7 separate regions of the Homo sapiens genome follow, and regions 1, 2, 3, 4, 6 and 7 are each linked to region 5. The links are chromatin contacts, found by Hi-C or POLR2A ChIA-PET in ENCODE. All regions are on one chromosome and are shown on one strand. The core of a region is the stretch at or near the end of the contact, and the rest is flanking DNA. Distances in the headings are between cores, read along the strand shown.

Region 1 (4,175 bases), core at 1,252-3,751, 5.7 Mb before region 5:
AGGAGGGCACAGGCAGCAGAGTCACAGAATGTGGGTGCTGTGCCCAGTGATATGTCACAACGCTCCCTGTGAACAGGACCCAGGAAAAGAAAACACATCAACCTGTTGCTGGGCCAAATGTTATGTCACAATCTTTCCTGTTGGCAGGATGCAGGCAGCAGAAGAGAGTCACATCTCCTAGGTGATGAATGCAGAGATATGTCATGAGGCTTTTGAGAATGGTAGGGCTAACACCCTGTTTACAGGGAACAGACAGGTGCCTCCCATCTTCTAGGTGTTTGGTCTAGTCATATGTCACACTACTCAAAATATGTGGGGCCTCTGCAACATACAAGAGTCACGTTAACTATGTGCTAGGTCCAGGGATATGTCATCATCCCACATTTTGGCAGGGACATGACAGAGAAGAAGGACATATCACCTAAACCATAAATGTAAAAATATATCATAGCCAGGCACAGTGGCTTATGCCTGTAATTCCAGCACTTTGGGAGGCTGAGGTGGGCGGATCACTTGAGGCCAGGAGCTCAAGACCAGCCTGGCTTACATGGCAAAACCCCATCTCTACTAAAAATACAAAAAAATTAGCTGAGCATGGTGGTACACGCCTGTAATCCCAGCTATTCCGGAGGCTGAGGCACGAGAATCACTTCAATCCAGGAGGCCCGATGATTAGGTTCAAGGCCAAATAGCAAAATATGTTTGCATTTAATCTATTTTCTCTCTATATAAACACTGCAGGTCAAGAGTATGCACAGATATGAAGACTTAGAGTTTTCTTCTCCTCCGGACCTATCATCCTTTGCTCCCTTTCTGATCTCTGGAAGGAAGGTGGGCCAAAGGTGGCCAGCAGTTGTCTACTTGTGGTTAATTTATTCCTGCTGCCCTCTGCTCTTTCTATGGCCGCCATCTTTTCCATCCTCCAAACTGAAGAGAGATGTTGTTAGGAAGAGGCCCTTCCTTCACACTGGCAGAATAAATTTATTCAGGCCCTTTACCCACCCAACATCAGAGCTGCACTTCACGTGTGGCTCCTGAGTGCCTGGAATGTGGCTGGGTCTACACTGTGATGTGCTGGAAAGGCAAAAAACAGACTTAGTAGCCTGTGTGCGGTGGCTCACGCCTGTAATCCCAGCACTTTGGGAGGCCGAGGCAGGTGGATCACTTGAGGTCGGGAGTTCCAGACCAGCCTGACCAACATGGAGAAACCCCGTCTCTACTAAAAATACAAAAATTAGCCGGGCATGGTGGCAGATGCCTGTAATCCCAGCTACTCAGGAGGCCGAGGCAGGAGACTCACTTGAACCCAGGAGGCAGAGAACACACTTTGTGCCATTGCACTCCAGCCTGGGCAACAAAAGCGAAACTCCATCTCAAAAAAAAATAAAAAAAAAAAAACAAAAAAAACAAAAAAAAACAGACTTAGTTCCAATGATATAGTTCTAACTATATACATGCTACATTAATAATTACACATTGCTCATATAGTAATATTTTGGATATATTGGGTTACTGAAATTGTTACAATCAGTTTGACCTATTTCTTCTTTCTTTTTAAAGTTTGGCTACTAGAAAATTTAAAATTCACATTTGGCTCACATTCTATTTCAGAAGATTGCCTCCTTTTTTTTTTTTTTTTTTTGACGGAGCTTAGTTTCGCTTTTGGTGCCCAGGCTGGAGTTCAAAGCGATCTCGGCTCACTGCAACTCCTGCCTCCCGGGTTCACCTGTCTCGGCCTCCCCAGTAGCTGGGATTACAGGCACCCGCCACCATGCCCCGCTAATTTTTGTATTTTTAGTAGAGACGGAGTTTCATCGTATTGGTCAGGCTGGTCTCCAACTCCTGACCTCAGGTGATCCGCCGGCCTCGGCCTCCCAAAGTGCTGGGATTACAGGCGTGAGCCACCGCACCCGGCCATGATTGCCTCCTTCTTAAAATCTCAGGCTGCCTGATCAAAAAACCAGAAGCCAGGAAGGTCAGGAAAGCTGAAATTTTAAAATAGTTGTTATTAGATTATTTTTGTTTGTGAATAACAATATAGTGTATTTTTTTCTTTTCTTTTTTTTTTTGAGACAGAGTCTCACTCTGTGGCCCAGGCTGGAGTGCAGTGGCGCGATCTCGGCTTACTGCAATCTCCGCCTCCTGGGTTCAAGCGATTCTCCTGCCTCAGCCTCCGGAGTAGCTGGGACTACAGGCGTGAGCCACCGCGCCCGGCCATATTATGTATTATGTATAAACGCATATGACCTTACACACAAGGTTAAATGCAAATACCTTTGGGTTGGGCCTGGCTCAGCTCAGGGAGGAAAACCTGCCTGAAAAGGCTGGAGCTTAGGCTTTCACTCTTTCTTCATTCAGCCGAGCATCTGATCACGTCTCCTGTCACTCAGGGCCTAAAGGGGCGAGGCCTTAAACGTTATCCAGTCAGGGACGCTGGGCTGGAAACCGTCCAATCAGACACGAAGCTGGAGCGGACAGGGTGGCTTCCGGGTTTGGCGGGTACTTTGTCTCTCGCTCTAGCCCGAGCTGCAGGTCTCGTCTTCCCTGGTCTGTGTCCTCTTCTCCTAGGGGCCCAGCCTCTGTGGCCCTGTGACCTGCAGGTATTGGGAGATCCCCAGCTAAGACGCCAGGTCCTCCTGGAAGCCTAGAAATGGTGAGAGTGCTGGGTCCGACATCCTGGGAGAGGGGAAGGGGGTGGTTGGAACCTGTGGGAAGTCGCTGTGGCGGGACTCAGGCCTCCTTGCAGTCAGCCCTACCATCTGCGCCCGAGTTTTCCTTGGCCAGCTCGGCCTCGGTCCCCCTCAGCCATAAGATGGCGGCTGCGCTGACAGCCGGGACCCCGGGCGTCCTGTCTCTTCCCTGCGCAGTGACTGTGCCCTGGCCTGGATCCCTCTCTCGGCAGCTCTGCACCCGCAGCGCCGAGTCTCCCCAGGTTGTGCAGGGACCACAGGAGAGTCGTCAGGGGAGAATCCTGACTCGGGGTGCGGGGTTCATGAATGGGAAGAGCTTTGGTCTGTGGGGTTCTGAGTCTCTCTTTTCTCTTATTAAAAATATACAGAAGTCACCGCAAAAATATTAAAGAATTTAATTAAAGAGTGATTCAAAAATCCGGGCGCGGTGGCACACGCCTGTAATCCCAGCACTTTGGGAGGCCGAGGCAGGCGGATCACGAGGTCAGGAGATTGAGACCATTCTGGCCAATATGGTGAAACCCCGCCTCTACTAAAAATACAAAAATTAGCGGGCGTGGTGGCATGTGCCTATAATCCCAGCTACTCAGGAGGCTGAGGCAGGAGAATCGCTTGAACCAGGAAGTCAGAGGTTGCAGTGAGCCGAGATGGCGCCACTGCACTCCAGCCTGAAGACAGAGCGAGACTCCGTCTCAAAAAAAAAAAAAAAAAAAAAAAAAAAATTGTAAAGTACCCAGCTATGGTTTGTCATTTGTCGTCCATAGCAGGGGCTTGAAGAGAAGACTTTAATAACATGAGATAAAGAAAACCAAATTCAGTAATTGGTTAGATGCAGTTACATAGTTTGTTAATTTGTACTATCAAGGTGGACATTTCCTTGTTATGTAATCAGAGGTTAAATGGTAGTGTATAGTTGGCTACGCCTCAATTTTGTTTCCCCCAATTTAGTAATTTATAAAAACATGCGTTTGAGGCCGGCGCTGTGGCTCACGCTTGTAATCCGAGCACTTTGGGAGGCCCAGGCGGGCGGATCACTTGAGGTCGGGAGTTCGAGACCAGCCTTACCAACATGGAGAAACTCCGCCTCTACTAACAATACAAAATTAGCGGGGCGTGGTAGTGCATGCCTGTAATCCCAGCTACTCCGGAGGCTGAGGCAGGAGAATCGCTTGAACCCAGGAGGTGGAGGTTGCAGTGAGCCGAGATTGTGCCATTGCACTCCAGCCTGGGCAACAAGAGTGAAACTCCATCTCAAAAAAAACAAAACAAAACAAAAACCATGCATTTGAGTTAAATTTCTTTAAAGTAGAAATCCAGGGACTAGAGCCACCTCAGTCTAGTTGCCTGCCACTTAATTATTTTCACAAGCCACAGGGGACTAATTTTCCGCTGATTTGTTTTTCTTTTTTTTTTTTTTTAAGAAGGAGTTTCACTCTGTCACCCAGGCTGGAGTGCAGGGGCGAGATTTCTGCTCATTGCAACCTC
Region 2 (4,036 bases), core at 126-2,625, 7.2 Mb before region 5:
CAGCCAAAATGGAAGAGAGATTTTCCCTATTTTTTTCCTTGGTAACTAGCATTCCTGGCTAACATACTGAAACTCCATCTCTACTAAAAATACAAAAATTAGCTGGGCGTGGTGTCGCGTGCCCATAGCCCCAACTACTCCAGAGGCTGAAGCAGAAGAATGCTTGAACCTGAGAGGCGGAGGTTGCAGTGAGCCGAGATCTGACACTGCACTCCAGCTCTGGCGACAGAGCGAGACTCCGTCTCAAAAAAAAAAAAATAAAAATAATAAATTGAGGAACATGGGGTACACTTGAGGCCTTGCTTGAGACACATGTGGAAAATGCCAGGGAAAATCAGTCCGCTGTGGCGTGTGAAAATAATTAAGTGGCAGGCAATTAGACTGAAGAAGCTCTAGTCCCTGGATTTCTACCTCAAAAAAAAAAAAATCTAAGCTCATGTGCATTTTTTGGGAAATTACTACATTAGGGGAAACAAAATTCAGGCTTAAGCAACTATAAACTGCCAATTAAACTGTAATTACATAACCAGGAATTTTTTTTTTTTTTTTGAGACGGAGTCTCACTGTCGCGCAGGCTGGAGTGCAGTGGCAAGATCTCAGCTCACTGCAACATCCACCTCCGGAGTTCAAGCGATTCTCTCACTTCTGCCTCCCGAGAAGCTGTGATTACAGACATCTGTCATCACACCCAGCTAATTTTTGCATTTTTAGTAGACATGGGGTTTCCCCATTTGGGCCAGGCTTATCTTGAAGTCCTGACCTCAAGTTATCCGCCTGCCTCGGCCTCCCAAAGTGCTGGGATTACAGGCGTGAACGACTGCGCCCGGCCCCATAAATTTTGAATAGCAGAAAACAGAAACTGTGAACTCCACGGACCAAAGCTCTTCCCATTCATGAACCTGCACCCCGAGTCAGGATTCTCCCCTGACGACCCTCTGGTGGTCCCTGCACATTCTGGGAGAGACGGGAGGCTGCGGTTGCAGAGCTGCCCACGGAGCGCTCCAGGCCAGAGCAGTCACTACGCAGGGAAGACACAGGACGCCAGGGGGCCCGGCTGTCAGCGTAGCCGCCAAATTATGGCTGAACGGGACTGAGGCCGAGCTGGGCAAGGAGAACTCAGGGTGCAGATTGTGGAGCTGACTGCGCAGAGGCCTGAGTCCCGCCACAGCCACTTCCCACCGGTTCCAACCAGCCTATCCCCCTCTCTCGGGATGTCGGACCGGCACTCTCACCATTTCTAGGCTTCCAGGGGCTCCCGGGCGTCTTAGCTGTGGATCTCCCAATACCTGCAGGACACAGGGCCACAGAGGCTGGGCCTCTAGGAGCAGAGGACACACAGCAGTGAAGACAAGACCTGGAGCTCCGGCTGCAGAGACAAAGGCCCCGCAAAACCCGGAAGCCTTCCGCTTCACTCTGGCTGCGTGCCTGATTGGACGGCTTCCAGCCCAGCGTCCCTGATTGGATAATGCTTAAATCCCCGCCCCCTCAGGCCCTGAGTGACAGAAGATATGATCAGATGCTGGGTTAAGTGAACAAAGAGTGCCAGCCTAAGCAGCTGGCTTTTCAAACAGTGCTTCCTCCCTGAGCTGAGCCAGGCCCACCCCAGAGCATGGGAATATTTTATCTCTTGTTTACTCTCTTTCTTGTTGAATGTATTAAAAAGGTGAACAGAAGTATTTTGCTGTCATTAATAATACATAAAATTTTTGTTCAACAGAAAATCAACTTTTACTTTGGTAATGGTAAAATCTATTAAAGCTAATTTTAATAAAACCTTATAAATAAATCAAATTTGTCATTTTTGAGCACTCCAGATTTACATATATATTTTGTAATATCTCGTAATTTTAAAAAACTATTTATATTTTATTTTTGTCCACATTCTTTTTATTTTTTCAATTTGAAACAATCTTTAATTTCCAACAGCTATAGGAGATAGAAATCATTTAGAGGCAGGCACGGATAGTTCACGCTGGTAATTCCAACACTTTGGGAGGCCAAGGTGAGCAGATCACTTGAGGTCAGGAGTTCAAGACAAGCCTAGCCAACATGGTGAAACCCCATCTCTAATAATAACTAATAAATAATAATAATAACTAATAATATAAAAAGTTACCTGGGTGTGGGGGTGCACATCTGTAGTCCCAGCTACACCGGAGGCTGAGGCAGGAGAATCACTTGAAGCCAGGAGGCGGAGGTTGTGTAACAGCCCAAGGGGTTTATTTTACCCTTTGCCTAGACAGAGCCGATTCATCAAGACAGGGGAATTTGTGGAGGAAAAGTCACATATTAAATCTGAACTCAATTGAATGTGGACACAAACAATTGTCACCAAGTCCCAGAACAGGTTGTGTGAGCCCCTGAGGTGTTCATCCAGCGCTGTATTGAAGAAATCTCTATTTCAATCTATTCCTATATATTAGTTGTTGAAAAACAATAGACAATCACAAAAAAAGGTTGACCTTTTTGTGTTCCTTGAGGCAAGTCGTGAAGGGCTCTCATCACTGGGCCTTATGCCAAACAACTCGTTACAAAAGAGCTAAGGTCCCAGACCGCCCTGAAGCTTCATAAGACCTCTCCTTGTCTGTGTACGATGGACGGGTGGCTGACTCTAGAGCTGTGGCTGTTGCCTCCCTCTCTGGTGGTGAATCCCCCATAGTCTGGTGAGGGAAAATATATATATATATATATATATATATATATATATATCTTTTCCCATTTCCTCGTCTTATTAAGATTGGCTTATTACATCAATCTGCTTATTATATTTATTTGCTTATTATATCATTTGCTTATTATATTATTACTTTATTATGTCTGCATTGCCATTTACGTGGGATAAAAGTTGTTTACCCTTAATGGTATTGTGTGTGTGTCTTTGTTTCTCCCCTCTCACATTTGCCTCACAGAACATTTTTGGCATCACAAATAGGATTTGAAAACAAAAGTGTACCCCTTTTTGACTAGAAGGACAGGGCTGGAGGGCTCAGGGACTTCCCATATCCTGGGATGGGAACTCCCCCAGTTCTCCCTCTTGGTGATTAAATGGTCAAGGGGAACTGGTTTTTGTGGGAATTGGGAATCTAAATTAGTGCAGTTTAAACCTTTGACTGTGCGGGAAGTGCTGCGGGGGATTCCAGTCAGCAAAGGAGATGCTGAGGGATCTCCCGGAGTGGATGGTGTTTGCTTACTGCTTATAAGTTAATGTATCGTGATAGGGGCTGGTTGCTACAAGATAAATGTAAGCGGAAAAGGAAAATGCTAATCTGACTTCCAGACTGGCCCAATGCCAGTCAATGTCTTGACTGATAAAGCTCAAAGCTATCAGCCTATCGCTGAAAAAAGCAGCTGTCCAGGTGGCCCAGTCAGGATAAAACTGAAGAACTAGTCAGCCGGGGCTTCGAGCAGGTAAAAACCCAGTTCCTATTTCAAAAATGGGAAATTAACCCTAGTAAAATTCAAGGACCTGCACAAAGTATAAAATTCCTTGGCATTTTATGGAATGCAAATAAATAGTCCATTTTACCAAAGGCTAAGGCTAAAATACTAGATTTTGCAACCCCTACCACTAATGTACTGGCTTGTTTGGTTTCTGGAGACATCATATTCCCCACTTGGGTAACATTTTACAACCTCTGCATGCAGCCACTAGAAAACGCTATGACTTTCACTGGGGAGAGAAAGAGAGCATGGCCTTTGAACAAGCTAAACAAGCAGTGCAACTGGCCCTGGATCTATGGCCCATACGGGATGGGCCAGTAGAACTGCAAGTAACTGTCCTAGATCAATATGCTAATTGGAGCCTTGGGCAGAAACAAGATGGGAAGAGGGTACTTTTCGGGATTTGGACCCAGAAACCACCAGAGGGAGGAAAAGCTTATACCTCTTTCAAGAAGCAACTGTTAGCTTGCTATTGAGCTTTGCTGGAAATAGAACACCTATGCTTCAACCATGATGTTTTTATGAGACCTGAAATTCCTATTATGACTTGAGACATGAGTTCCCCCAAAACCCACCAGATAGGGCACACCCAAGA
Region 3 (4,078 bases), core at 1,579-4,078, 5.4 Mb after region 5:
AAAGAGACCTTCTGTCTGATGGTGCCAGAACAAGTCCCAGGGAAGACTCCCATTGGCTCAGCTTGGGACACATGTCCATCTCTTAATGAATCACTTAGGGGGCAACGAAAGCCTCTGATTGGCCAGGTCTGGGTGACTTGCCCACCTGCAGAGCTAGGGTTGGGGTCAGAACCCCCTGATGCAGAGGGACTAAGAGTAGGCAAGGAGTGTTTCCCCACAGGAAATTGGGAGCTGTTGCCAGATAAAGGGACATAGAGGTGAATGGGGGCAGTGACAGGAAGCCACCGCGGCTAGCCAGCTCCAGGGAGGGAAGTGGGTGCTCTTGACACTCAGGAGCCAAACATATGCTCCCCTATCCTGGTGAGAAGTGGGGCTTGCTCTGTGTGTCTGGGGGCCTCAGCTGGCACACATGCCACTGGGGCCTGGCTTGAGAAGCACTAGGGTGCTTCTGGGCAACTTTCCCTCTTCAGCAGCACCCCTTGTCTAAGTCCCACTGTGAGGCACCCTGCCAGCTTCTGTCCTTGGCTTTATGGGGTTCAGAATCACATGCAGTTGAGCCAAAATTGTGCCACTGCGCTCCTACACTCTAGCCTGGGTGACGGAGTGAGACTCTGTCTCAAAAAAAGAAAAAAAGAAAGAAAAAAAAAAGAATCACATGCAGTTAATCATTATTATTCCTGATTCTGTATTTGTGAAGTCACCTACTTGCTGATATTTATTTGTAAACCTAAAGTCAACATTCATGGCACTTTCAAGGTCACTCACAGATGTGAAGAGCAGCAAAAAATCTAAGTCACCTCCCAGCTGAGGTTGGACAAGGCAACACTCTGCCTTCTTGTTTCACCTCCCACGTGGTAAAATGTCCTTTTTGTGGTCTATTTAGTGCCACCATTTTTTTTTGTTGTTGTTTGTTTGTTTTGCTCCCTCTGTTGCCCAGGCTGGAGCGCAGTTGCGCGATCTTGGCTCACTGCAACCTCTGCCTCCTGGGTTCAAGCGATTCTCCTGCTTCAGCCTTCCAAGTAGCTTGGATTACAGGTGCGCACTACCATGCCTGGCTAATTTTTGTATTTTTGGTAGAGATGGGGTTTCGCCATGTTGTCCAGGCTGGTCTTGAACTCCTGTCCTCATGTGATCTGCCTGCCTCAGCCTCCCAAAGTGCTGGGATTACAGACGTGAGCCACCACACCTGGGCTTTCTTTTGCTTTTTGTTAGTGATTTTGCTGTGTAAAATGGCTCCCTTGGCCGTGTGTGGTGGCTCACAGCTTTAATTTCAGTGCTGGGGGGGTGCTGAGGCGGGAGTATTGCTTGAACCCAGGAGTTTGAGATCAGCCTGGGCAACATAGTGAGACCCCATCTCTACCAAAACAAAAAAAAAAAATTTAGCCAGGTGTGCTGGCACCTGCTTGTAGTCCCAGCTACTTGGTAACTGAAGTGGGAGGATTGCTTGAGACCAGGAGTTTGAAGCTGCTGTGAGCTGATTGCATCACTGCACTCTAGCCTGGGTGACAGAGCAAGACCTTATCTCTAAAAATAAATAAATAAATAAATAAATAAATAAATAAATAAATAAATAAATAACAAATAAAATGATCCCTAACCACAGTGCCGAAGTGCTGTTTGCCGTTCCTAAGCGCGAGAGTGCTATGATGGGGAAAATGCATGCATCCATTCAGGCATGAGTTACAGCTGTTGGTTGTGAGTTCAATGTAAACAAATCAACAGTATATATGCAATAAGGTGTCTTTAAACAGAAACACACATAAAACAAAGTTACGTACTGATCAACTGATGAGAATGTGACCAGAGCTCGCAGGAAACTGACCCTGTATTTCCCCTAGGAGCGATGGTTCAGTATTCACTAATTCAGTGTCTGCAAAAACTGCAGAGGCCCCCAACCTTTCTGGCGCCAGGGACAGGTTTCATGGAAGACAACTTTTCCACAAATGGGAGCTGTGGAGGATGGTTTCGGGATGACCCAAGTGTATTACATTTATTGTGCCCTTTATTTTTATTATTATTACATTGTAATATATAGTGAAATAATTATACAAGTCAGCATCATGTAGAATCAGTGGGAGCCCTGAGCTTGTTTTCCTGCAACTAGATGGTCCCATCTGGGGGTGATGGGAGACAGTGACAGATCATCAGGCATTAGATTCTCATAAAGAGTGCACAACCTAATCCCTCGCATCCGCAGTTCACAATAGGGTTCATGCTCCCGTGAGAATCGAATGCTGCAGCTGATCTGACAGGAGGCCGAGCTCAGGTGGTAATACGAGCGATGGGGAGTGGCTGTAAATACAGATGAAGCTTTGGCTTGCTTGCCTACCACTCACTGTCTGCTGGGTGGCCTGGTTCCCAACAGGCCATGGATTGGTACCAGTCTGTGGCCCAGGGACTGGGGACCCCTGTCATAGAACATGACTACTGTAAATGATAAGAATCAGCTGTAATTGGCTTGGGGTCGTGGAGCCACTCCAGGAAGGGGTTTCAGTGTTGTCAGAGTGAGATGAGGTGGTGCCTCGCCAAGGCATCTTCAGCTGGCTTTGGGCTCACTTGGCTTGGAAAGTTGACCCCCATCTCCACCCTTTCATTTTCTGTTGCAGGCTCTTTTCTCATTTCTGGAGGGTTTGATAGGACTGTGGCTATTTGGGATGTAGCAGAAGGCTACCGGAAGCTCTCTTTGAAGGTACATGTGGCCAGCATGAGATTGAGGATCTGAACTTCCCTCCCGAGTCCTTCCTGTGCTCAATGCTGGTTGCTGGGGACACAGCTGTGAGTGACACAGGCCTTGATGCCTCTGTGGGCTGATGAAGGACAGACAGGAAGCCAGCAAACACACCACCGACTGTGAGGAGTGAAATGGAGAAACCACAACAGGGTGACATGATGGGGACAGAGGCGGGGGACCCATCCACATTGCATGGGCAGAGCTTCCTGGAGAAGGAGGTGTTTGAGCTGAGAACAGAAAGGACTACATAAGTGGGGATCTTGAAGAAGAAGGGCAGTCCAGGCAGATGGAACAGCTGATGCAAAAACCCTGAGGTGGGAGTGTCTAAGAACAGCAGAAGTTACTGTGCAGGCCTGGGCACTGTGGCTCACTCCTGTAATCCCAGTACTTTGGGAGGCTGAGGTGGGCGGATCACCTGAGGTCAGGAGTTTGAGACCAGCCTGGCCAACATGGTGAAACCCCCGTCTCTACTAAAAATACAAAAATCAGCCGGGTGTGGTGGTGCAAACCTGTAGTCCCAGCTACTTGGGAGGCTGAGGTGGGAGGATCGCTTGAACCCGGGAGGCGGAGGTTGCACTGGGCCAAGATTGTGCCACTGCACTCCAGCCTGGGCGATAGACTGAGATTCTGTCTCTAACAAAACAAAACAAAACAAAAAACAGAAATTACCTTGAAGAGAGACGCATGCCCTAGTGAGGCATGCACAGAAAGCTTGGGGTTCCAAAATGGGGATGTCAACTGAATGCTCTGGGCTACAAGTGAGAGGATGAGAGGAGCCCCAACTCAGAGTGGCTCTATGATACGGGGATGTGTTATCCAACACAGCAAGAACCCACAATTGCCTCATGCTGTGCCCCTGTTCCCCCAAGGGGCCCCACACCCCAGGATTTCTGCATACTCCCTGGTTTCACGATCTCACTGTCACCTTTGGCTGTGAATGCGTGCATCCCTGATTCTTGGTCTTTCTGTTCCCAGGGACACAAAGTAGACATGTGTCCTTGAGCAGCCCATATTCAGGTCCCTGGGGCTGGTCTATCTGAGCTGTCTTCTCCTAGGACTTGGGGAGACAAAGCGAGTTTCCTCACAGCAAATAAACGGATTAAAATGGAATGTTAAACCTCTCTGTGCTTAAAGTCCCTCTGTCATCTAGGCACAGTGGCTCATGCCTGTAATCCCAGCACTTTGGGAGGCTGAGGCTGGAGGATCATTGGAGGTCAGGAGTTCGAGACCAGCCTGGCCAACATAGTGAAACACCATCTCTACTAAAAATACAAAAATTAGCCAGGTGTGGTCATGCCCACCTGTAGTCCCAGCTACTTGGGAGGCTGAGGCATAAGAATCTCTAGA
Region 4 (3,951 bases), core at 416-2,915, 7.0 Mb before region 5:
CTAATTTAGATTCCCAATTCCCACAAAGGCCAGTTCCCCTGAACCATTCAATCACAAAGAAGGAGAACTGGGAGTGATCCCATCTCAGGATATGGGAAATCCTTGAGCCTCCAGCCCTATCCTTCTGGTCAAAAAGGGGCCCACTTTTGTTTTCAAATCCTGTTTGTGATGCCAAAAATGTTCTGTATGGGAAACGTGGGAGAGGAGAAGAAAAGACATACATACAATAACTTTAATGGTAAACAAGCTTTAACCCACATCAATATCAATGCAGACAGAATAAACTAATGATATAATAAGCAAATGATATAATAAGCAAATAAATATAATACACAGATTGATATAATAAGCAAATTGCAGTAAGAAGAGGAGATGGGAAAAGATATATATATATATTTACCCTCACTAGACTATGGAGGATTACCAACTGAGTAGGAAGAAACAGCCCAGGCTCCAGAGTCGGCCACCCATTCATGCACAGACAAGGAGTCTCATGAAGCTTCAGGGTGGTCTGGGACCCTAGCTCTTTTGTAACGAGTTGTTTGGCATAAGGCCCAGTGAGGAGGGCCATTTGGGACTTGCCTCACGGAACACAAAAGGGTCAAGTTGTTTTTGTGATTGTCTATTGTTTTTCAACAACTAATGTATAGTAATAGAATGAAATAGACATTTCTTTGATACAGCTCTGGATGAACACCTCAGGGGCTCACAACCAGGACCTGTTCTGGGACTTGGTGACCATTGTGTCCACGTTCAATTGAGTTCAAATTTAACATTTAACTTTTCCTCCATAAATTCTCCTGTCTTCATGAATTGGCTCTGTCTAGGCAAAGGGCAAAATGAACCCCTTGGGCTGTTACATAACCTCCACCTCCTGGGTTCAAGTGATTCTCCTGCCTCAGCCTCCGGAGTAGCTGGGACCACAGATGTGCACCACCATACCCAGCTAATTTTTTACATTGTGAGTAGAGATGGGGTTTCACCATGTTGGCCAGGCTAGTCTTGAACTCCTGACCTCAAGTGATCCACCCACCTTGGCCTCCCAAAGTGTTGGGATTACTGGCATGAGCTACCTGTGCCTGACCCTAAATTATTTCTATCTCTTATAGCAGTTTGAAATTACTTAAAGGTTGTTTCAAGTTGAAAAAATAAGAAGAATGTGGATAAAAATAAAATATAAATAGATAAAAAAATTACAGGGATTACAAAATATATATGTAAATCTGGAGTGGTCAAAAATGACAAATTTGATTTATTTATAAGGTTTTATTAAAATTAGCTTTAATCGTTAATACACTATTACCAAAGTAAAAGCTGATTTTCTCTTGAACAAAAATTTTATGTATTATTAATATGACAGCAAAATACTTCTGTTCACCTTTGAATACATTCAACAAGACAGAGAGTAAAAAAGAGATAAAATGTTCCCATGCTCTGGCATGGACCAGGCTCAGCTCTGGGAGGAAGCCCTGCCTGAAAAGGCTGCAGCTTAGGCTGTCACTCTTTTCTTCACTCCGCCCAGCAGCTGATCACATCTTCTGTCACTCAGTGTCTGAGGGGGCGGGACCTTAAGCATTAGCCAATCAGAGGCGCTGGGCTGGAAACCGTCCAATCAGGCACGCAGCTGGAATGAACAGGACGGCTTCCGGATTTGGCGGGGTCTTTGTCTCTCCCTGCAGCTGGAGCTCCAGGTCGTCTGTTCACTGCTCTCTGTCTTCTTCTCCTAGAGGCCCAGCCTCTGTGGCCCTGTGTCCTGCAGGTATTGGGAGATCCACAGCTAAGACGCCAGGACCCCCTGGAAGCCTAGAAATGGTGAGAGTGCCGGTCCAGCATCCCGAGAGAGGTGAAGTGTCTGTGGCGGGACTCAGGCCTCCCCTCAGTCAGCTCCACAATCTGCACCCCGAATTCTCCTTACCCAGCTCTGCCTCAGTCCCATTCAGCCATAAGATGGCGGCTACGCTGACAGCCTGGCCCCCGGGCGTCCTGTCGCTTCCCCGCGCAGTGACTGTGCCCCTGGCCTGGAGCGCTCTGTGGGCAGCTCTGCACCCGCAGTGCCGTGTCTCTCCCAGATTGTGCAGGGACCACCGGAGGGTCTTCAGGGGAGAATGCTGACTCGCGGTGCGGGTTCATGAATGGGAAGAGCTTTGGTCTGTGGGGTTCACAGTTTCTCTTTTCTGCTATTAAAATTGTATGGGGCCGGGCGCGGTCGTTCAAGCCTGTAATCCCCGCACGTTGGGAGGCCGAGGCGGGCGGATCACTTGAGGTCAGGAGTTGAAGACCAGACTGACCAAAATGGGGAAACCCCTTGTCTACTAAAAATACAAAAATTAGGTGGATATGTTGGCGAATGTCTGTAGTCCCAGCTTCTCGGGAGGCAGAAGTGAGAGAATCGCTTGAACCCGGGAGGCGGAGGTTGCAGTGAGCTGAAATCCTGCCACTGCACTCCAGCCTGGGCGACAGAGCAAGACTCTTGTCTAAAAAAAAAAAAAAAAAAAAAAAATTATGGGAGTCACTGCAAAAATATCAAACAATTTAATCAAAGAGTGATTCAAGAATTGTAGAGCACCCAGCTATAGTTTGTAGTTTGTGGTCCATGGGAGAGGCTTGAAGAAAAGACATTTATAAAATGCATGATGAGGAAAACCAAATTCAATAATTTGTTAGGTTTAGTAATGTAGTTTCTTAATTTGTACAATCAAGGTGGAAATTTCCTGGTTATGTAATTAGAGCTTAATTGGCAGTTTATAGTTGCTGAAGCCTGAATTTTGTTTCCCCTAATGTAGTAATTTGCCAAAAAATGCACTTGAGCTTAGATTTTTTTTTTTTTTTTTTTTTAGAAATAGAAATCCGGGGACTAGAGCCTCTTCAGTCTAATTGCCTGCCACTTAATTATTTTCACATCCCACAGGGGACTGACTTTCCCTGGCATTTTTCACATGTGTCCCAAGCAGGGCCTCAAGTGTCCCCCATGTTCCTCAATTAATTATTATTATTATTATTATTTTTTGAGACGGAGTCTTGCTCTGTCGCCAGGCTAGAGTGCAGTGTCAGATCTTGGCTCACTGCAACCTCCACCTCATGGGTTCAAGCGATTCTCCTGCTTCAGCCTCTCCAGTAGTTGGGACTACAGGCAAGCGCCACCACTCCCAGCTAGTTTTCATATTTTTAGTAGAGATGAGGTTTCACCATGTTTGCCAGGAATGCTAGTTACCAAGGAAAAATATAGGGAAAATCTCTCTTCCATTTTGGCTGTAGACAATGAATATATTTCCACAGGAAAATGTGGTAGATAATTGAGGAGTTACATGGATTCATCAACACATTAGTTCCTCTTTTTGCAGGGTAAATTTTTTCTATATCCTTTTATTTTGATTTCTGAGTTAAATGCTAAATTTTAAGTGATGAAACATGGTACCTTCTAGAAGTGTTCCCATATGACTAATTTTTTACTACATTATTTTATTTATTTACTTATTTTTTTGAAACAGAGTCTCACTCCGTCACCAGGTTGGAGTGCAGTGGCGTGATCTCGGCTCACGCAACCTCTGCCTCCCAGGTTCAAGCAGTTCTCCTGCCTCAGCCTCCCAAGTAGCTGGGATTACAGGTGTGTGTCACCACGTCCAGCCAATTTTTTTGTGTTTTTAGTAGAGACAGGGTTTCACCATGTTGGCCAAAATGTTCTCAATCTTCTGACCTCGTGATCTACCCACCTTGGCCTTCCAAAGTGTTGGGATTAGAGGCGTGAGCCACAGTGCCCGGCCTACTGCATTATTTTTAAGATAAATAATAAAATAATACATACATTGTCTGAAAGAAGTAGATATATATGCTTTTCTTATAGGGGTATAAAATGCAAGCATCTTAGCCAGGTGCAGTGGCTCATGCCTGTAGTTTCAGCACTTTGGGAGGCCTAGACAGGTTGATTACTTGAGGTCAGGAATTTGAGACCAG
Region 5 (4,121 bases), core at 43-2,542:
GAATTTCAACCTTTCCCACCGTAGGGAAGATAATTATTCTGTTTGAATTCAGCCACATTTACCCCCTCTTCAAATAATAACAATGCTCTTCCAAAGAATACAACAGAATTTAGTCTCTATAACTAATATTTATAATTTCTATTACACAATATTAAAATTCATAAAATGTGTGAAGAAATGTAACATGCAAACTATACACAAGATAAAAAGCAGGCAGCAGAAGCTATTTCTAAGATGTCCGAGATGATGTAATCAGCAGACAAGTATTTCAGGGCAGCTATTATAAGTACGTTCATGGGGGTAAAGGAAAATATTCTCATAATGAATTAACTCATGTAGAGTCTCAGCAGAGACATGGAAATTATAAAAAGAGTAAAATAGAAGACAATAAAATAATAAAATAAAAAGAACTTTTAGTTTACAGAGTAGAAACAGAAGACAGCAATATAAACCATCCAATCTGAAGACTGAAACAAGTTTAAAGAAAATGAAAAGAGGCCTAAGAGACCTGTGAAATGATTGAGTCTGAGACAGAGAGGGAGAGACAGAAAAATTAAATATAATACAAAAACAAATAAACAATAGCTGAAAATTTAAAAACTTGGTCAAAACCGCAAATTCTTATATTCAAAAGGTGAACACACTCCAAAACAAAAACAAAAACAAATAAAACCATATCGAGGCCCTACTGTGATTTAGAAAACTGGCAGAGCAAGATTTTCCAGGGAGTTGCTATGATTTCTCATTTTCACTATTTATAATAATGGAAAATATGCACTCCTTAGTTTTCTTCTTGGAGAAAGTCTGACTTGTCAAACACAGATGACTTTTCAGTTTAGTTTTCAAGGTTTAATTTCTTACCTTGGAAATCAATTAAATTTGTTTCTTTAAAATGTCGCAGTAAAATTGCTCCTCCAGACAGATGTCCACGGAGATTCTGTCCTGCTGCGTCCGCCTTTCACAGAACTGAGGTTGTTCCTACACCAGTTTCAGAAGCGTGTAGGCACGCTTTATTACAGTGGCAGCAGCGTCCCTGTGCGAGGTCTAACCCAGGTGTGGGCCCTGCAGCCAGCCCGGGGGTCCAATGGGTCCTCCTATGGAGCACAGGAAGAATCGTGGCAGGCCAGAGATAGACAAAAGGTGGCTTTTAAAAGGGAAGTGTCAGGTTACCAGGGACTGGGTACTTTTACACGCGGACCTTCGGCCCTGCCCATAGAAAGGGGCAGCACTGCGCATCTCTGAAGGAGTGTGGCAAAGGGTGGGGCAATAAGAAGGGTGGGGCAGAAAGGAGTGGCCCCTCAGGAGGAAGGGGCGGGGAGATCCCAGCTACTAGAGGACGCCCGTTCCAATGGCAACTCTGCCAAGGCGCCTATGAGAGCCTCTTGGCTTTTACCTGGTCTGCGAGAAATCAAACTTTGGGCACAAGTCATGAAGCCGACAAGCCCGGGAGACACAGTGTCAGAATTACAAGGTGAGATCAGCCGCCCGGCCAAGCTATCTTCTCGCTAGCAGGTGAGGCCCGTGAACAGCCAAGCTCCCCTTGGCACGGCGGAACCGCAGTGGACGCGTGGAGGGGCTCCGTAGAGGAGGGACCTTTGCTTGGGATGCGGGGAGCTGTAGTCTCTTATCTGCACCCAGCTTGTTAGTTGTACGCCTGCAGGACTACAATCTCAGCACAAAGCAGGATTGTAGGGCGGTGCGGATCCCTGGAGGGAGACAGCGCGGTGCGCTCCTGCCGGCCATGCTGGCTGGGGTGGTGTCTTAGGCGGTTCCAGCCGTTAGTCACAGGGCGGCCGGACTACAATCCCAGCATACAACGGGAGTGGAGGTGGTGACCTTGAGAGAGGGCCTGTGCTGTGCGCGCCTCGCGGGGCATGCTGGGAGCAGTAGCATCTTAGCTGCTTCCGGCCGCTGGTCGCAGGGCTGCGGGACTACAATCTTCGCATGAAATGGAAGAGAGGGTGGTGCGGATAGCTTGAGGAAGGTACGGATACCTTGAGGGAGGTATGGATACGTTGAGGGAGGTACGGATACGTTGAGGGAGGTTACGGATACGTTAAGGGAGGTACAGCAGCGGTGCGCGCCTTGCAGGGCATGCTGAGAGGAACAGTTTTTTAACTGCTTCTGGCTGTTGGTGGCAGAGCTGCGGGACTACAATCCCAGTATGCTACGGGAGTGGGGATGATGCTGGTCCCTTGAGGGGGGGGGGCAGCGCGGTGCCCTCCTGCCGGGCATGCTGGTAATAGTGTCTTAGCTGCTTCCGGCCGTTGGTCGCAGGGCTATGGGACTACAGTCTCAGCATGCGCAGGGTTCAAGGGTGTTGCGCAGCCCCGCAGGGAGGGGCAGGGCGGTGTTGACCTCTGTTTCCAAACCCATGCTGGCTACTGAATCTGTGCCACCCCTGGCTAAGGGGAGTGAGTCCATAGAGGGACTTGAAGGGCAGGTCTGGGCTGGGCAGTGAGGAGAGTATGATACTGCAAAGTGCGCCTCGCCTTTGCCAAAATCGGTCGGGTCTCAGGCTCACCCCACCTCCCGCTGCTCAGTTCCGTTTCCCTCCAGAGCATCAAGCCTCCTCCCGCCCAGGGGGCCTCCTGCTTTCCTAAGCTGCTGTGGAATCGGCCTGAGGTCCCAGACGCTGTCCATTGTGCTGCTGCTCTCTGCTTTCTCCAGCCAGAGTGCCAGTTCATCCGCTTTTGGGAGAACTCCGCCGCCTGGCCTGCCCGCGGAAAAGGTCACAGCTTTGCAGGGGGTGACATGGGCTATGGCTTCCTGGAAATGTCACCCTCACTAGCGCCTTTTAGATAGATGTGAATTTTGAGACATGAGGGAGAGTAATTATTGGTTTACCCAGGAGATGCTAAGAGCAGAGGAGAAAACCCTAATTTCCAGGCATGTGTCCTGAGCCAGGGACAGGCTGGCCAGACCCTAAGCCCCCAGTGCCGCCAGAGAGCAGCCTACTGCCCTGATTTGTGTGGAATCCCCTTCGTGCTGCTGGGCCTTAGCGTCAGGGACAGCCCAGTCAGGTGAAGGTGGGGATGACCCATGGGCTTCTGGAAGTGGGTTGGTGGTCCTGGGAGGGCCAGCCCATCCCCCCTTGGAGAGGGTCTTTGTGCTGAAGGATGCCCACAGAGGCCTGGGTACCAGGAACACTGCTCTAGGCAAGGTGCCTTTCTTCCAGATTTGGCTGAAAGGAAGGAAGACTTGGTCAGCTTTTCCACCCAGCCATCTGGCCCTTACAGGGCTGCTCCCCATGGACCTGGGTTTGTAGAGTCCTCCAGGGCTTTGTGTGGCCCACTAGTTCTGATACTGAGGACACCCCTGCAGGCTGTTAATTTCAGAACAAGGGGTGTGTGCAGACTGGGGCATGGGTGCTGTCAGGGTACCCCAGGCTGCTCCAGGGACGGTACCCCAGTGTTCAACTTGGCTTGGGGCCCCCTGCCTCATGCCCTTACTCCAGGGCTGCTTGGCCTGGGCTTGAGCCATGGTCCAGAACTCAGGTGGCCCCATTGCCACCTAATATAAGGGCCTGTCTCCACAGTGGGTGAGACGCCCCTGGGCACTGGGCTCTTCAGTCATCCAGGGCTATCCACTCCATGGCATGAGTTCCCACATTCAGCTGAACTCTGTCTGGCTCTGGACTGGGGTCCCTCCTGTGCCCTTTCCCTGAATCCTCTCTGGGTCCGAGACACTGATCCTCTTCACTCTCTGGCTTAAGGCTTGTTCTCCTGACCTCCTTGGAGGGGTGCTCAGGATTGAGGACCCCTGCTGTTCTCTGGGGCTGTTGGTACTCGGAGGTGTGGGTGTTGGCTTGCACTGAGAAGTCCAACCCCTTCAGTGCCCTTCAGGGGTCCTTTAAGAGCAGGAGTGATAGGGTGTGGGGGAGTGCCTTAGAGGGGTCTTGCCCTCATCCCCTGCCCTGTCTCTGAGACGTGTCCAGTAAACCTGAGGTCAGCACCTCAGGAATGAAATAATGTCTTTTGCAGCAACTTGAATGAAGCTGGAGGCCATTATTCCAAGTGAAATAACTCAGGAATTAAAAATCAAATGCCATATGTTCTCACTTATAAGTTGGAGCTAAGCCATGCGTATGCAAAGGCATGCGGGGTGACATAATGGACTTT
Region 6 (3,941 bases), core at 724-3,223, 5.2 Mb before region 5:
ATTCCAAAAAGAGTATTCAAGCCCTTTTTGTTTGTTTGTTTGAGACAGAATCTCGCTCTGCTCTGTCGCCCAGGCTGGAGTGCAGTGGCACGATCTTGGCTCACTGCAACCTCCACCTCCCGGGTTCAAGCGATTCTCCTGCCTCAGCTTCCCGAGCAGCTGGGACTACAGGCACGTGCCACCATGCCCGGCTAACTTTTTTTGTATTTTTAGTAGAGACGGGGGTTCATCGTGTTAGGCAGGATGGTCTCAATCTCCTGATCTCATGATCCGCCTGCCTTGGCCTCCCAAAGTGCTGGGATTACAGGCGTTAGGCACCGTGCCCAGCCAAGCCTTAACTCCTGAATGAGACCATACGTCTTTTTATTTTAGCCCCAATTCGGTACATGGCATGTTTTTAATTTTAGGGGAATGCAACCTTTATTCTAGAAAATTTTTCCCTCACAGTAACGATCACCAATGTCAGGGCACCTACATTGGCCAATGTCAGGGCCTTGTGTGCACTCAGTATATATACAACTGGGTTGGTTCAGGAACAAAACCAATAGCGACGTTGGTTGTGCATAGAACAATAATTTGGTAATATTGGTAAGACAAAGCCATGACTTAGCGGCAAACATTTTTTCATTCATTTGAGAAAAAATTTGCAACTAGTCACCTAAAAGTACTGGTTTACAGCACTGGCATTTGACCTTGGCTGCGCTCTGTCATCACCTAGAGATATTTACACTATTGCCCAGGTTCCATTGCAGGAATTCTGATTTAATTGGTATGTGGCAACTTGTGTTTGGGGGATTTTAAAAGACCTCCGAAGTGATTTTTACATGCAGACTCGGGTGAAAACAATTGGTTCAGGGTGAGGGATGTATTCACTGTGTGTGATTTCCAGGTGTGCTTCTGGAGCTTTGCCCCATGGCTGCTTCTGACTTTGAAATCTTCAACAGCAGCTCTGCCATTGTAAAAATCAAAATGCAGGCCAGGCAGGGTGGCTCACACCTATAATCTCAGCACTTTGGGAGGCCGAGGCGAGTGGATCACCTGAGGTTAGGAGTTTGAGACCAGCCTGGCAAACATGGCAAAACCCCATCTCTACTAAAAATTGAAAAATCAGCTGGGCATGGTGGTGCACGCCTGTATTCTCAGCTACTGGAGAGGCTGAGACACCAGAATCTCTTGAAGCCAGGAGGCTGAGGTTGCAGTGAGCCGAGATCACACCACTGCATTTCAGCGTGGGAAACAAAGTGAGACCATGTCTTAAAAAAAAAAAAAAATCAAAAGACAACTTCAAGATGTACTCAAATATTTTGCTAAATTGCAGCAGAATGAAATGTCTTCCGGCTGGGGTCGGTGGCTCACGCCTGTAATCCCAGCACTTTAGGAAGCTAAGGAGGATGGATCACCTGAGGTCAGGAGTTCAAGACCAGCCTGGGCAAGATGGCGAAACCCCGCTTCTACTAAAAATACAAAAAAATTAGCCGGGCGCGGTGGCAGGCGCCTGTAATCCCAGCTACTCGGGAGGCTGGGGCAGGAGAATCGCTTGAACCCGGGGGCGGAGGTCGCAGCGAGCTGAGATCGCGCCACTGCGCTCCAGCCTGGGCGACAGAGTGAGACTCTGTCTCACACACAAAAAAGCCTAAATTTAAAAATAATTATTCTATTCTTTTCATGTGTGAGCAGCCATATAGTATATTATTTACAAATATATGAGACCTTACACACAACGTTAAAGGCAAACACCTTCTGCGGTGTGCTTGGCTCAGCTCAGGCAGGAAGCCCTGCCTGAAAAGGCTGCACCTTCGGCTGTCACTCTGTCCTCATTCGGCCCAGCGTTTGGTTACATCTTCTGTCACTCAGGGCCTGAGGGCGGGGGGGGGGGGGGTCTTAAACGTTATCCATTCAGCGACGCTGGCCTGGGAACTGTCCAATCAGGCACGCAGCTGGAGCGGAAAGGGCGGCTTCCGGGATGTGGCGGGGTCTTTGTCTCTCGCTGCAGTCGGAGTATGGTCTAGTGTTCGCTGTTCTGCGTCCTCTGGTCCTAGAGGCCCATCCTCTGTGGCCCTGTGACCTGCAGGTATTGGGAGATCCACAGCTAAGACGCTAGGACCCCCTGGAAGCCTAGAAACGGTGAGAGTGCCGGGTCCGACATCCCGAGAGAGGGGAAGGGGCTGGTTGGAACCGGTGGCAAGAGGCTGTGGCGGGACTCAGGCCTCCCCGCAGTCGGCTCCACAATCTGCGCCCCAAGTTCGCCTTGCCCAGCCCAGCCTCAGTCCCCTTCAGCCATCAGATTGGCGGCTGCGCTGGCAGCCGGACCCCCGGGCGTCCTGTCTCTTCCCTGCGCAGTGACGGTGCCCTGGCCTGGAGCCCTCTCTGGGCAGCTCTGCACCCGCAGCGTCGTGTCTCTCCCAGATTGTGCAGGGACCACGGGAGGGTGGTCAGGGGAGAATCCTGACTCGGGGTGCGGGTTCACGAATGGGAAGAGCTTTGGTTTGGTTTATGGGGTTCCTAGTTCCTCTTTTCTTCTATTAAAAATTTATGGGAGTTATCGCGAAAATACTTAAAAATTTAAGCAAGGAGTGGTTCAAAAGTTATAGAGCACCCAGCTGTGGGTTGTAGTTTGTGGTCGGTCCATGGGAGGATCTTGAAGGAAAGATGCAGATGAAAATACCCAAATTCAATAATCGGTTAGGTATATTTACGTAGTTTCTTAATTTTCACCTTGAGCCTACAAATTTCCTGGTTGTGTAATCAGAGCTTACTTGGCAGTTTATCGTTAGTTAAGCCTGAATTTTGTTTCCCCCAATGTAGTAATTTCTAAAAAAAAAAAAATGCATTTGAGTTTGATTTTTTAAAATTAGGAATCCAAAGATTAGAGCCACCTCAGTCTATTTGCCGCCACATGGGGCTGATTTTCCCTGGCATTTTTCACATAGGTCCCAAGCAGGTTCTCAAGTCAACCCCCCACACCCCATTTCTCCAGCTTAACTCTGGCTTGCAGTAAAATACTGAATTTTCAGTTCCTTCTGAAAATCTCAAATGCCAACTTCTTTTCCCTAATTTACATTATTATTTGTCCTTTAGTGTACATTTTTCATACTGTATTTTAATTAATCATTTTTTGACAAAGCATTAGATGGCATATTTAAAAAGATATGTTTTCTGTTTGTAAATATTTCCCATGAGAAGAAAGCAAGGAATATCCCGATAGTGAATTGTAAAAAATCTCTGTGCCTCTTTTTCTTTTGTCTTCCCTAGGCATAAAGATCTTATGAGAATGTTTTAGTGTCAAGATGTTTTTATTTTGCAAACGTTATGGGGTGATTTGTGCTTAGCAACCCTGTCGTTTATTCTTGGTCCTGGCTTTCAGTACTGTCTCTGAATAAACCAAGATAACCGCTATGGCGATGTCTGCTAGAGTATCTAGTGAATATCAGCTCCTAAAGTCATTTTCTTTCGTAGGACAACCTGAGATATGGAGTGTAGCCTCTCAAGTGGATACCCTGGGGAAAAGATGAATCTCTTTTAACTTTTATTTTTGGTTCAGGGGTACACATGCAGGTTTGTTATACAGCTAAAATTGTGTCATGGGGGTTTGGTGTGCAGATTATTTTGTCACTGAGGTACTAAGCATAGCACCAAACAGGTACTTTTTCTGATCCTCTTTGTCCTCCCATTCTCCAACCTCAACTAGGCCTCACTGTCTGTTGTTCCCTCTTTGTGTTTACGTGTTCTTATTATTCAGCTCTTACTTAAATATTTTTTTTTTTTTGAGATGGAGTTTCGCTCTTGTTGCCCAGGCTGGAGTGCAATGGCGCGATCTCGGCTCACGGCAACCTCCGCCTCCCAGGTTCTAGTGATTCTCCTGCCTCACCCTCCCAAGTAGCTGGGATTACAGGCATGCGCCACCACTTCCAGCTAATTTTGTATTTTTAGTAGAGATGGGG
Region 7 (3,951 bases), core at 1,405-3,904, 7.0 Mb after region 5:
AGACTCCCTGGAATATCCCACAATGAGCGCCAACCTGTTCTTTTTCTTCCTGAGCCACGGTTAGCACATTTCCCTTAGGTACAGGTAACACAAGTGGCCAAGGGCAATGCAGGCTGTGGCTCTAAGAACCTGGCAGCTGCCTTAAGCACCACGTCTGTCCTGGGTGAGAATGGGATGTTGGCATGATGATCATCAGATGATCACACAAGACACGTCAGCAGGTGACAAGCCTTGGTGTCACTCTATGTCTCCTCATGCCTCTGCCTTTGTCCATGCAGTTCCCTTTGCCGGGAAGGTTCCCCAAAGACCCCTTCATTCCAATGTCCACCTGCTAGAGAGAGGCCTGCACCTTCCCCTTGCAAAGTGTACTTCAGCTGTCGCCCCCAGGGATCTCCAATCCACTGTGGGTGAAATATTGGTTAAAAATGTAAGCTTCTGGCTGGGCACGTCGGCTCATGCCAGTAAGTACTTTGAGAGGCCAAAGTGGGAAGACTGTTTGAGTTCAGGAGTTCGAGGCCAGCCTGGGCAACACAGTGAGCCCATCTCTACAAAAAATAAAAAAAATTAGCTGGGTGTGGTGGCACACACCGATAATCCTAGCTACTCAGGAGGCTCAGTGGGGAGGATTGCTAGTGAGCTGCGATGGGGCCACTGCACTCCAGTGTGAGCAACAGAGCTAGACCCTCTTTCAAAAAAAATAAATAAATAAAAAATGTAGGCTTTTATGCTCGACATACTGGATTGTTTCTGTTACTTATGAGCTATGCAACCTTGGGTAGTTAATCTGAGTCTCCGGTTCCTCTTCTGTAAAGAAAGGAAAATGAAAGAATTTTACTCTGAGAAGAAGGGCGTTAAATAAGGTAATACACAGAAACTGCCTCTCAGCACATTATCAATGCGCTCAGTGAAGACCAGCTACTATTTGTTGCTGTTAGTATTTTTCCTATTTGCTCCTGTCGCACCCTAGGAGAGCTCAATGCAGCACACATCCAGGAGCAGCCTTGCAGAGATCTGGCGACAATGTGACAGAGAAAATCGTCCAATGAGCTTGGCATGTGCAGGAGAGAAGAATGGCAGGGGGAGTGTCCTGGTGGATTGGGCAGTGACTTTGCAGCCATGGTGGGGTATGGGGTGGGGTTGGGTTAGATGAAATCTAAGTAGGATGGGAGCCCCAGAGGATAGAATCTCATTCATTAATCACTTATCGACTAAGTGGTACAGGCCCAGAACAGAATAGTTTTGGGCCTGGGGATGAAAAACAGAACAGAAGCTGACATTCTGGGGTTGGGGGACAGATCCTCAGCAATAAACAATCAAGATAAAGTCAGAAGACTCTAGAAAACAACACAAGAGTGAGAAGACCACAAAGACTGGGAGAGACTTTACATGATGCAACCAGGGAAGCTCTCTCTGAAGAGACCCTGGAACAAGGTTAGATTGAAGTTAGAGAACAGACCAGGTGAGGAAAAATGAATAGACAACTCCTGAAGGTGATCAGAGCTACGAGGAGTAAACAGTGTGACATGCTGGAGAGTAACTTGGGGCCTTATGTGCTCACACTCCAAGAGACATACATTCATGTACACTGTCATTAATGAATATTGTGCTGGATTTGCTTTTCAAATACAAGAGCATGTGTTAAACAGAAGCACGGATTCACTGCTGTTAGGCGGCAAGCCAGATTCATTTGTAATAAACAGACGGCATCTGCAAAGATAAATCCAATGAGCTTCTTGTCTTCTAGCCTCCTGCCAAAAATGCTGCTCCCGCCTCACCTCTTGCCCTCGAGGCTCTCATTCCCTCTCCCAGCTTTTGGTAGGGCCAGACTTCCGCTGGAATGATCCCCTAAAACAACAGCAGGACCTAGAGAGTCCTTCTTCAAAGACGGCACCTAGAGTGATGCTCTCCGAGCAGTGAAAGACAGGACCCACGTCACAAGCGTACCCTCTCCAGCTCCCTCCACAGAGAAAATTACTGAGACTCGCATTTTAGACCCGAGGGAATGGAGGCCGAGGGCAGCGAGGCGACAGCTCCAGGTTAGAGCCAGAGACAGGGACCTCTCCTTACAACTCCTGTCCTGGATTCAGGACCCTGGGTAGGAAGTGATTAGCCCTGCCCTCTCACCTCACCCTCTCCCGGGATCTCCATAACCTAGGGCATCAAAAGGGAGAAGCACAGAGTCCCGGCATCCGCCGTATTACAGCGGATGGGTGCATGCGGGCGGTGACCCGAGCTCGCGCGGGCTGCGGAACCCTCCACTCACCAACGCCGGCGCCGCCATGGGCCCAGGGGGCTGGGTGAGGCCGTGAGAGTCGGCGAGGAAGCCGGTCCTGCGGGCTCGGCCGACCCCGGGCTCCGGCTCTGGGCTGCGAGGGACCTCAGTCCCCGCCGTCGTGTAAAATGCACACAAGGTTCGCGGCGCCGCCTCTGCGCGCCGTGAGGACACAGGGCTGTCGCCAAGGCCCCAGGAAGGGTTTTGCAGACGCTTGTGGGGGTGGGATCGCGGCTGACATAAAAGCGTGTAAGTGGGTCCTATCCTCCTCACTGTCCGTCTCTACTCGGTCTCGAAAAGTGGCCCCTGTCTGGCGTTCTACCCAGTGTAGCGTTGGCAACCACAGCAGCCGCAACCTAACGGCGGACGAAGACTGGACGCCGGAAGTCCCGCCCACGCCGCTACGGGAACGCCCCTCTGCGCCTTCCGTCTATGGCTTGGGGTCGGCTTCCGTCCCTTGTAGCACTGCCTTCTGGGTAATGTAGTTTGACGGAATCCGGGTGGTACCTGGAGCGCACTTTCTGTTCTCGGTGAGGCGGCTTCTCAAGGCTCCCAAGAAAGGGATTGGCTTCACCTCTTCTTAAAGGAGAGGCACACAGAGTTCCGTGGAAATTATCTGAGGCAATGACCCACTCTCAAATGTCTCTACCAGGCAACTCACGCCTTGACTTTCCTCCCTGTGTATCCCTGCGCCAGCAGTTCATCTCTCTGAGCCTTGAGATGGAGATTCCTAAGGAAAATGAAGATAATTATTTAATATGATAATATTAAAATTTCCCCTATCAGTAATTTTCAGATGACATCAGCATTACCTGCGAATTTGTTACCAATGCAAGTTCTTAGTCCCCACCCACTGAATCAGGTACTCTGGGGGGTGGGACCCAGCCCTCTGCTTAACTTGTCCAGGAAAAGTGGATGCTGCAAAACATTTGAGAACCAGACTCTTTAAATTCCAGTAAATAAATGAGACAAAGCCACCTGTTTGGTGGGAAGTAACTAAGAATTGCTTAGCACTGGGCCTGGAACATACCGATAAGAACATAAGAGCTATTGCTGTCATTATTAATATTCTGTATTATTGGCAACATCATCACAATACACTGCTAGGGGAGGGTCTGAGATACTTCTTTGCAGACTCTGATATTTGTCAAAACAAATACGTTGACTGATTCAACAGGAGCCTCATGAATACTGTTTAAATTTTACATAATAATACGTTGCAGCATTTGGCGTATGCATCTTTTTAAAACGGTATATGCAGGAGGGTTTCCTAATATACAGGTAGACCTATTGCCCAAGGGATACTTTCTTACATGATTCAAAACTTAGGATCACTGAGACTAATTACCTGCAGCCCTAAGGGAAGAGTGGAGTTGACATGGTTTCTAGTTTGTGATGTAAGATGGCGTGTCACTGTTCATCTCTAATTCACAGCAACCAGGATCTGACCCCTCCCCATCTGCCCCTCCAGCCCCCAGGGAAGCCAGAACCAGGCACAAACCAGATGGCCCAGCTTATGCCCAGCAACTCAGGGTCACCAGATCTTGTCTCATCAAGACACTTTCAGCCCACCACCCAAACCTGTAGCCCACATGAAGAGGGCAATAATCCTGGACACTGTGAAAAGTAAAAGCATTACATCCAAAGAGGCATCCCCAGGATGGAGCAGAAATAAGAAA

Evidence for each region. Hi-C counts contacts between places; a loop is a spot of excess contacts on that map. ChIA-PET counts read pairs that join two places held with the same protein, here RNA polymerase II (POLR2A). Pooled maps may share reads with other maps.
Region 1: a map of CD4-positive, alpha-beta T cell shows a loop between it and region 5 (7-fold over the local background). The contact joins the promoter of ZNF257 here to the promoter of LINC02987 in region 5. A Hi-C loop is called at or near these places in 2 of 168 maps with a recorded cell type or tissue (CD4-positive, alpha-beta T cell and naive thymus-derived CD4-positive, alpha-beta T cell) and 6 of 50 pooled maps. POLR2A ChIA-PET finds 5 or more read pairs at or near these places in 3 of 52 experiments (CD4-positive, alpha-beta T cell, CD8-positive, alpha-beta memory T cell and PC-9).
Region 2: a loop to region 5 is called in a pooled map, with 31 times the contacts of the local background. The contact joins the promoter of ZNF737 here to the promoter of LINC02987 in region 5. A Hi-C loop is called at or near these places in 6 of 50 pooled maps. POLR2A ChIA-PET finds 5 or more read pairs at or near these places in 2 of 52 experiments (CD4-positive, alpha-beta T cell and naive thymus-derived CD8-positive, alpha-beta T cell).
Region 3: a loop to region 5 is called in a pooled map, with 5 times the contacts of the local background. The contact joins the enhancer-like site here to the promoter of LINC02987 in region 5. A Hi-C loop is called at or near these places in 1 of 37 single-sample maps with no recorded cell type and 9 of 50 pooled maps. POLR2A ChIA-PET finds 5 or more read pairs at or near these places in 1 of 52 experiments (CD4-positive, alpha-beta T cell).
Region 4: a loop to region 5 is called in a map of CD8-positive, alpha-beta T cell, with 9 times the contacts of the local background. The contact joins the promoter of ZNF66 here to the promoter of LINC02987 in region 5. A Hi-C loop is called at or near these places in 2 of 168 maps with a recorded cell type or tissue (CD8-positive, alpha-beta T cell and naive thymus-derived CD4-positive, alpha-beta T cell) and 8 of 50 pooled maps.
Region 6: a map of CD8-positive, alpha-beta T cell shows a loop between it and region 5 (6-fold over the local background). The contact joins the promoter of ZNF492 here to the promoter of LINC02987 in region 5. A Hi-C loop is called at or near these places in 2 of 168 maps with a recorded cell type or tissue (CD8-positive, alpha-beta T cell and naive thymus-derived CD4-positive, alpha-beta T cell) and 4 of 50 pooled maps.
Region 7: a map of ascending aorta shows a loop between it and region 5 (14-fold over the local background). The contact joins the promoter of ZNF599 here to the promoter of LINC02987 in region 5. A Hi-C loop is called at or near these places in 2 of 168 maps with a recorded cell type or tissue (ascending aorta and naive thymus-derived CD4-positive, alpha-beta T cell) and 8 of 50 pooled maps.

What each region holds. Positions count from the first base shown.
Region 1 is chr19:22,049,983-22,054,157 of GRCh38, forward strand. ZNF257 (zinc finger protein 257) reads left to right here and starts at 2,502. Exons shown (of 4, transcript NM_033468.4): 1 at 2,502-2,653. The coding sequence starts at 2,651.
Region 2 is chr19:20,564,406-20,568,441 of GRCh38, forward strand. ZNF737 (zinc finger protein 737) reads right to left here and starts at 1,376. Exons shown (of 4, transcript NM_001159293.2): 1 at 1,233-1,376. The coding sequence starts at 1,235. The region is part of intron 2 of LOC105372316 (a long non-coding RNA gene); the gene reads left to right. RefSeq lists enhancers at 809-968, 1,179-1,228.
Region 3 is chr19:33,157,808-33,161,885 of GRCh38, forward strand. WDR88 (WD repeat domain 88) reads left to right here. Exons shown (of 11, transcript NM_173479.4): 8 at 2,607-2,689. It overlaps LOC124904691 (a long non-coding RNA gene), which reads right to left. Exons shown (of 2, transcript XR_007067228.1): 2 at 1,964-2,848. Among named protein-coding and RNA genes, the nearest start is that of TRT-AGT1-3, 17 kb to the right of the region's middle. RefSeq lists enhancers at 2,696-3,105, 3,449-3,618 and a cis regulatory region at 3,534. Within about 2 kb of position 2,829, at least 4 of the 41 ENCODE cell types and tissues checked have a DNase peak (open chromatin) inside an H3K27ac peak, as active enhancers do; they include CD4-positive, alpha-beta T cell, where a contact is called at or near this core.
Region 4 is chr19:20,774,639-20,778,589 of GRCh38, forward strand. It overlaps ZNF66 (zinc finger protein 66), which reads left to right and starts at 1,666. Exons shown (of 4, transcript NM_001355197.2): 1 at 1,666-1,812. The coding sequence starts at 1,810.
Region 5 is chr19:27,792,139-27,796,259 of GRCh38, forward strand. It overlaps LINC02987 (long intergenic non-protein coding RNA 2987), which reads left to right and starts at 1,293. Exons shown (of 7, transcript NR_146733.1): 1 at 1,293-1,471. It overlaps LINC00662 (long intergenic non-protein coding RNA 662), which reads right to left and starts at 1,802. Exons shown (of 3, transcript NR_027301.1): 1 at 1,394-1,802; 2 at 862-1,094. RefSeq lists enhancers at 1,535-2,014, 3,181-3,962.
Region 6 is chr19:22,632,351-22,636,291 of GRCh38, forward strand. ZNF492 (zinc finger protein 492) reads left to right here and starts at 1,974. Exons shown (of 4, transcript NM_020855.3): 1 at 1,974-2,124.
Region 7 is chr19:34,770,561-34,774,511 of GRCh38, forward strand. It overlaps ZNF599 (zinc finger protein 599), which reads right to left and starts at 2,655. Exons shown (of 4, transcript NM_001007248.3): 1 at 2,264-2,655. The coding sequence starts at 2,281. It overlaps LOC124904696 (a long non-coding RNA gene), which reads left to right and starts at 2,787. Exons shown (of 2, transcript XR_007067234.1): 1 at 2,787-3,134; 2 at 3,707-3,951. RefSeq lists a silencer at 2,306-2,365 and an enhancer at 2,476-2,585.